Linked DNA regions of Homo sapiens: region 2 is linked to region 1. Evidence: chromatin loops called from intact Hi-C (ENCODE). Cell type or tissue: MCF 10A. All regions are shown on one strand.

The links. Hi-C counts contacts between places; a loop is a spot of excess contacts. Peaks named below come from ENCODE experiments on the same cell type or tissue, not always from the same donor. Only the 100,000 strongest peaks of a DNase experiment are listed, where the experiment ranks them.
Region 2: a loop joins it to region 1, with 2.7 times the contacts of the local background. A loop is called at or near these places in 1 of 110 quality-filtered maps.

What each region holds. Positions count from the first base shown.
Region 1 is chr13:25,652,860-25,656,859 of GRCh38, reverse strand. The region is part of intron 24 of ATP8A2 (ATPase phospholipid transporting 8A2); the gene reads right to left. Among named protein-coding and RNA genes, the nearest start is that of ATP8A2, 280 kb to the right of the region's middle. In MCF 10A, no CTCF peak of the experiment used is centred here; a DNase peak (open chromatin) is centred at 2,349.
Region 2 is chr13:25,731,544-25,735,543 of GRCh38, reverse strand. The region is part of intron 25 of ATP8A2 (ATPase phospholipid transporting 8A2); the gene reads right to left. Among named protein-coding and RNA genes, the nearest start is that of SHISA2, 320 kb to the left of the region's middle. In MCF 10A, no CTCF peak of the experiment used is centred here; a DNase peak (open chromatin) is centred at 2,413.

The DNA.
Region 1 (4,000 bases):
GCTAGTTTTGAACTCCTGGCCTCAAGTGATCCACCCACCTCGGACTCCCAAAATGCTGGAATTACAGGTGTGAGCCACCACACCCAGCTGAAGAAAATATATCTTTTTTTTTTTTTTTTGAGACAGAGTCTCACTCTGTTGCTCAGGCTGGAGTGCAGTGGCACGATCTCAGCTCACTGCAACCTCTGCCTCCCATGCCCAGCCAGAAAATGTATGTTAATAATAGGTTACAAATCTCAATGATCTGAATCCATTGGGACTTTTAAGTTTTAAAAAAATCAAACTTTGGCTGGGTGTGGTGGCTCACGCCTGTAATCCCAGCACTTTCGGAGGCCGAGGTGGGCAGATCTGAGGTCAGGAGTTCAAGACCAGCCTGGCCAACATGGTCAAACTTTGTCTCTATTAAAAATACAAAAATTAGCCGGGCATCATGGCACACACCTGTAATCCCAGCTACTTGGGAGACTGAGGCAGAAGAATCACTTGAACCCAGGAGGCGGAGGTTGCAGTGAGCTGAGATCATGCCACTGCACTCCAGCCTGGGCGACAGAGTAAGACTCCATTTCAAAAAACAAAAAAAAATCCAACTTTAAGTAATAGTGTGATTCACTAGGGAATCACTTCATTTTGCTAATGTGAGCACTTGAGCACTGTCAGCTACTGTTCTCCATGCATTTACGTGTGTAAACCTATTTGGTCCTCATGGTGTTCCTGAGTACTGATGGTGTCCATATTTTACAAAAAGGACACGAAGGCATAGGGTTTCAGCGATGGGTCCAAGGTTACACAGGGGGAGTCAGATTCAACCAGGCACTGGGACCCTGCCTGTGAATTCCTATCCCATTTGTTGAAAGACTCTTGGAAATAACAAGTGCAGTTGTATTTGGAAAGACGAGCTTGTTTATTTACATACATTGAAATCTAGTGACATCTCACAAGTTGGCAAAGTGACCTGAACTCCAATTCATTCTGCCCATTTGCACACGAATATTTCTAAAACCACATAAGGTACGTATCCCATTCACTAAAGTTTTATAAGTGATTCATTTAAACTACAGAAAATACATTGTCAATAATTGTATTGCAAGATCTAATCATGTACTTTCGGGTTTTTTGCTTTTTTTTTTTTTTAAAGAGATTTAGTTTGGGGCCACAAGCTTGGGAAGCAAACTACTGATGCTTAAGGTCAGTAAGGAATCTGTGAGACCATTCCCAGTTAGAGGCATCAGATAGCTGCTCGACCATCAACTCCTCTGGAGTGTCTTACCTCTCTACTGTGGGGAACAGCACAGTTGAGGGAGCATCTTGTTTCAACAACTGCAGAACTTCACTATTTCCTACCATCTCCAGTTCAACTGCAACAATAATAATGTTCTAAATGACATTAAGAGCTCCACTGATGGCTGGGTGTGGTGGCTCACGCCTGTAATCCCAAAACTTTGGGAGGCCGAGGTGGGTGGATCACCTGAGGTCGGAGTTCGAGACCAGCCTGGCCAACATGGCAAAACCCTGTCTCTACTAAAAATACAAAAATTAGCCAGGCGTGGTGGCAGATGCCTGTAATCCCAGCTACTTGGGAAGCTAAGGCAGGAGGATTGCTTGAACCCAGGAGGCGGAGGTTGCAGTGAGCTGACATTGTGCCACTGCACTCAGCCTGGGTGACAGAGTGAGACTCTGTCTTGAAAGAAAAGAAAAAAAGAAAAAAGAACTCCACTGAAGAAACAAGGACATCAGACCACCCACCATGGGTGAGTGCCTACTTCCTCAATGTAGAATGTAAAACTCTTCTAAGTCTTCTAACCCTCAGACAACCAACCACTTGTAAAAAAACACTTAGTCTCACTAAGAGATTAACCCAGTCTTTTTCCACCTGTCCACATCACCCTTCGGTACACTGGGCAGTTAACATAACCCTGGATGAGTACCAATTTTGGAGACTTCTGTTGAAAACAGTTGAATGCCAACAGATATCCCAAAGAGAGCACCTATAAGTGGGAAAATTCTCAGGATCACAGCAGCATCAAAATAAGTATCACTGATGGGCATTTCTATGTACCACCTGCACAGCGTCACACACAGGAAGACTTGGGGGGACTGTCTCCCCAGTGACAATGAAGGCAGAAAGGCGAAATAAAGGGAGATGACCTTCTATGTCTATATCTACAGTCCAAGGGCACAGACTAAGGACAGAACTCTCCCACTAGCAGGACTGTCCACCCAGTAGGAAACCCAGTACCGCCCACTGTCTGGTGATGAAACTCCCATATTTTATGTCCTGTAAAGCCAAAGGATGGCCTAGTGACTCAGTGCAATGACTTAACATCATAACAACTGTCTTCAAAACTCTACCAAGGGCAGGGCACAGTGGCTCACGCCTGTAATCCTAGCACTTTGGGAGGAGGCCAAGGCGGGCAGATCATTTGAGCCCAGGAGTTTAAAACTATCTGGGCAACATGATGAAATCCCATCTCCATAAAAATTACAAATATTAGTCAGGCATATGGCACACATCTGTGGTCCCAGCCACTCGGGAGGCTGAGGTGGAAGGATCACCTGAGCCCAGGAAGTCTAGGCTGCACTGAGCCCTTATCGTGCCACTGCACTCCAGCCTGGGTAATAGAGTGAGACCCTGTCTAAAAACCAAAAAATAAAACAAAACAATGACAGCAAAAACTCTGCTACCGTCCTTAGAAGCAACTCACTGAAAGGTATTCTATGAATGAGCAAAAAAGAACTGCTTTCTTTTCAAACCTAAAAAGAGCTTTGTTGGATTTTGAGGCAAACAACAGTTTCTGAGGGGCATTCTCCCTCATGCCTTACCTTCACAGTGTACAGGGAGGAAAGCAAATGTCCCCACCTTTCCCTCACCTTTCTTCCCAAGGCCAGCTCCTCCAGAGGTATCCCATTCACCTGGTTCTCTCTCTCTCGCCAGCATCCAGTCAGCACCTAATTGATGCCAATCACACCTCTTCACTCTGAAAGCTAACCCTTACCCTCTATCCTGAGTAAGTCTACCTTAGCTCATATGCTTATCCTCCTCTGCCTGAAAAGTTGGAACAGATTTCATTTGGCTTCTCTACATCTTCTCTCCTATTCCACCACAATCTCCACATTGCCAAAGTTATGTTGCTGAAGCAAGCATTCATGCATTCATTTAAGCAATTTATTAAATACCCATTGTGTGCGGTCTGCTCTCCTGATTAAGGAGACAACAGCAAAAACAAAAACAAAAATCTTGTTTTTAATTTAACTTTTATTTTAAAGTTCAGGATTACATGGGCAGGTTTGATATATAGGTAAACTTGAGTCATGGGGGTTTCTTATACATATTATTTAATCACCTAGGTGTTAAGCCTAGTACCCATTAGTTGTATTTTCTGATCCTGTCCTTCCTCTCACTCTCCACCCTCCAGTAAGCCCCAGTGTCTGTTGTTCCCCTCTATGTGTCCATGTGTTCTCATCCTTTAGCTCCTCCTTATAAATGAGAACATGTGGTATTTGGTTTTCTGTTCCTACATTAGTTTGCTAAGGCTAATAACTCCAGCTCCACCCATGTTCCTGCGAAGGTCATGGTCTCATTCTTTTTTATGACTGCATAGTATCCCATGGTGTATATGTACCACCTTTATCCAGTCTGGAAAGGACTCCCTATTCAATAAACGGTGCTGGGATAACTGGCTAGCCATATGCAAAAGATTGAAACTGGATCCCTTCCTTACACCATAGACAAAAATTAACTCAGATGGTTTAAAGACTTAAACAAAACAAAAAACCTTCCTGGACCTGAAGACGTTTACAATCCAGCAGGGAAGAGTGATTGCACTGAAACAGAGCACTGTAACAGAAGATGTAGATTGTGATGAAGTACACAGCAGGAGGTCATGACCTAGTGAAAAGTCTGAAGGAACATCCTGGGGAAGGGATGATTCAGCAGAAATCTAAAGCTTAAGAAATCATTAGGTACAGGTGGGAGTGTGGGCAGTGATGAAGAACATTCCAA
Region 2 (4,000 bases), 79 kb before region 1:
CACGCCTATAATCCCAGCAATTTGGGAGGCCGAGGTAGGAAGATCACTTGAGCCCATGAGTTCGAGACCAGTCTGGGCAACATGGTGAGACCTTGTCTCTACAAAAAGTTTAAAAAATTAGCCAGGCGTGGTGGTGCTCTCCTGTGGTCCCAGCTAATTGAGAGGCTGAAGTGGAACAATCGCACAAGCCCAGGAGGTCAAGGCTGCAGTGAGCTATGATCATACCACTGCACTCCAGCCTGGGTAACAAAGCAAGACCCTGTCTCAAAACAAAAACAAAAAACTTCCAACCCTTATTTCTCCTTCAGTGTCCTCGAAGATATGACCTCTAACTCTTCAGCTACATCTAAAATCATTTCTTCCTTGCCATTCAATGCTTTAGCCAGCCAGCAACCTGCAATAAGATTTCCAAAACAGAAGACCAGTATCCACCCTCAAGACAGGGGAATGGAACCATATTAAATAAATTACATTTTAGGTACTGTGCTACAGACCAAGTCAACCACCTTTTCTGGAGTTTCACCTGACCATCAGATAGAACTTATCGCTTGTTCCTTTCTGCCACCATTGTGCCTTGGTCTCACCTCTATTAGACACCTTATCACGGCCAGGCATGGTAGCTCACGCCTGTAATCCCAGCACTTTGGGAGGCCGAGGCAGGTGGATCACTCGAGGTCAGGAGTTCAAGACCAGCCTAACCAATATGGTGAAACCCCGTCTCTACTAAAAATATAAAAATTAGCCAGGTGTGGTGATGTGCACCTGTAATCTCAGCTACTTAGGAGGCTGAGGCAGGAGAATCGCTTGAATCTGGGGGCCGGGGGTTGCAGTGAGCTGAGATTGCACCACTGCACTCCAGCCTAGGCAACAAGAGTGAAACTCCATCTCAAAAAGAAAGGAAACCTTATCACAATGTGTCATGATTTTTTGTCACATTCCAGGCCCTCTACTAGGCTGTTGCTCCCTAAAGGCAAGGGTTGCTTTAAGCAACCTTGAAGCTCTAGCACTTGCCCACTGGGTAGCACACAGTAGGCACTCAATAAATGCTTGCTAAGACACTAAAGGCACTGTAAACTATAAAGTACTATATCAGTTGAAAAGAGATAAACCTGTTACCTACTGTTCTGTGTTCAGTTCACTACTCACTTCCTATCCTCCAGACATAAACTGAAGATGGGAAAAGTAAGGATGTGATCAAGTCCTTGCAAATGGCCTTTGCAAGTGCTGTCTCAGCAATGGCCTAGCTCCTACTCCCAGCTGGACACAGAGCCTTTCCCAGTAGCACTGACCAGTACAGGAATGTGGGTGGAATGGGAGAAGGTAATTAGGAAGGAGGGTGATGCTTTATTTACACAGCAATTAACAATGAATACTGAAGTTTATTCAGTCGAATAGGCATTTATTGAATGCAGACCATATGCTGGGCACTATGTGGTGTGCATAGCAAGCTTTTCATGGTAAAAGAGAAGGATGAAAAGAAGAAATGTAACATGAAGAGAAAGTTAAAGGGTAATTTGATCTTGTTTGTATATTGGGAAAAGGTCATTTTTACAAAAGAGGTAACCAGCTGTTCCTCATCGCCAACGAACAAAAATCAAAAGGAAATGGGGTTAAGCTGTGCCATAAGGTACTGAAGTTAGGCAGAAGAAAAAAGGTGCTGACATCAAAGGGTGTTAAACCTATTTGTGGTTTATAATTTTGTGTTCAGGAGGTCCTTAGTTTCAGAGGATCTGAGCAGTTGTATTTGAGGAAAGGAGATGGAACTGATGAATTCTCAAGATACTTCTTGAGACCATGAATGACTTTTTTGCTTTTTAATATGGGCCCATGTATAAAATAGATTAAGTGATACAATGTTTTCAACTTCTGTATACCACCTGCTTTGGAAAAACTATTAAAATCCAGTATGTGAGAGGGCCGACAAAGCATGAAGAGCAGAATAAATTATAAATGACTAAAATTAAAAGGCAAAGGTTCCTGGTGGAAAGAATACAACTTTAGAGTGCTAATGACAGAGGTTCCCAGTATCTTTTTGTCATTTATGGCCTATTGGACCTTGCAAAAAATGTACACAGAGCACACCATGAAAAATGAAGCACGCATGCACACACAGGTATGGGCATGCCTGTGTATGTATATGCGAACACAAAGTGCCTAAGAGGAAATAACAGTAGTCCCCTTAGGAGAGTGATACCATTAGCGGTTTCTATTTCCTTCACTGTTTTCCAATCCTACAATAAGCGTCTCTTATTCTTACAGTGGGCAGTCAGGGGTGGAAATACCCCTCTTTGCTCAAAAAAATCTGGCTAGGTTTTTTTGACAATATAATTCTTCATGCCATTCTTTATTATGCTATGAAATAACTTCTCTGTTAATCAGAACACCTGCTGTCAGCCAGATTATTTCCTTATTAGTCATTGAAGACTTCCATGACTTCACGACACACAGTTCCCATCTTCTGTAGTATTTCATCATAAAGGCATGTAAAATTGCTATTTAATAGCTTCTTATTCTTAGATACTACCCATTCAGTTTTCTTACTTGTGGGAAAATTACACCACTGAGATATAAGAAAAACTGCAGCCAACTATAATAATTCTACATTTTGGGTGGAAACAAAGGAAGGGTGGGAGTTTTGTACTATATTTTCAATAAATTTCAATAACTTCCAAATGTTTATGCTTTCCAGGTTTATTCACACCTGTGGGACAAAAAAAAAGCAATAATACAGGGTACAACTTTTTTTCAGCAATAGGCTAGTTCTTTTACTGGGATAAATTATATATATTTTTCCTAATTGTTATCCCTTTGAGATCTGGCTGACTGACTCATAAAACACAGAATCCATTCTGTTATCACTTAGCGTGTTAGACCAGCTCAGCTCACAGACAAGCTGAAGTACATCACACAGGACTCAACGGAACTGAAGCACTTCTGGTGAAATACAATCCCACAGAAAAATTACAAAGTCCTTCTTTAAATGATTCACTTCATCAGTTAATATTCTTGGCCATGAATTACATATTAAGAATAAATTCAGGAGATGTTTCATTTATTTATCTGAGGTATTATAATTTAAATAATACATAGAATTTCAGAACAACAACAAATCATAGCTTGGAGCTCACATGGCCACTACCTCGAATATCACCAGCAGGAAACAGAGGACTGCAGTGTGAATGGTTTGCTCCAGGGATTGTAGCTGGTCAGTGACCTCATTGCTACGTGGCCACAAGCCCCATATTCCGAATTCTGGTACAGATTCTTTCCCAACATGCGAGGCTGCTCATCTAGCAAGGATATTGGAGATAACAGCCCAGAAAGCATCATACGTGCCTCCAACTTCCAAACACTGCTTTTTAGGAAAAAGCTGCCTCCTTTTCCTAAACACAGTAGTAAAGCAGGGAAAAGCTCAGCTCTCTGGGCTAGGGAGGGAAAAGCTTGATTTTTCACTAACACAGGGAAGACAGAGCAGTGGGTGGGAGGTGAACAGCACAGAGAATGTGGAGAGGCTGTGAGGGAAAACTCACAATTCAGGGACCCCGGAGTCCTGAAAAAGAGGACACACTGCCCACCTATGGAAGCAGTCTAATTTCCCAGTTTCCATTTATCATCTTCAAATCAACCACTTCCATTTTCAGAGCTTAAGCTTTCGAAGACCTTCAATATGAATGAAATAAATGTGGATGTTAGCAAGACTCTTGCTTAAAAAGAACAAGTTCTGTGCCCTGTTACAATGGATTTTCCTAGTTCTAAGTGACCCATTTGTATTCGTCACCTCATGTGCTTCATTTCTGCGAGTGTTAGTTGGATTCTGCCAGAAATCCCTCTGCTTATTTTTTTAACCAAGAGGGTGTTATATTCCACATTCTGTGAATTTGATTACATCAACAGGCACATTCCACTTACCAATGGGGTGAGGCCTAAATATCGTATATCAGCACTCTAGGATTTAGTACCCTTACCCAGAAAAATGAAAATTTAAGGCTGGACAACATTT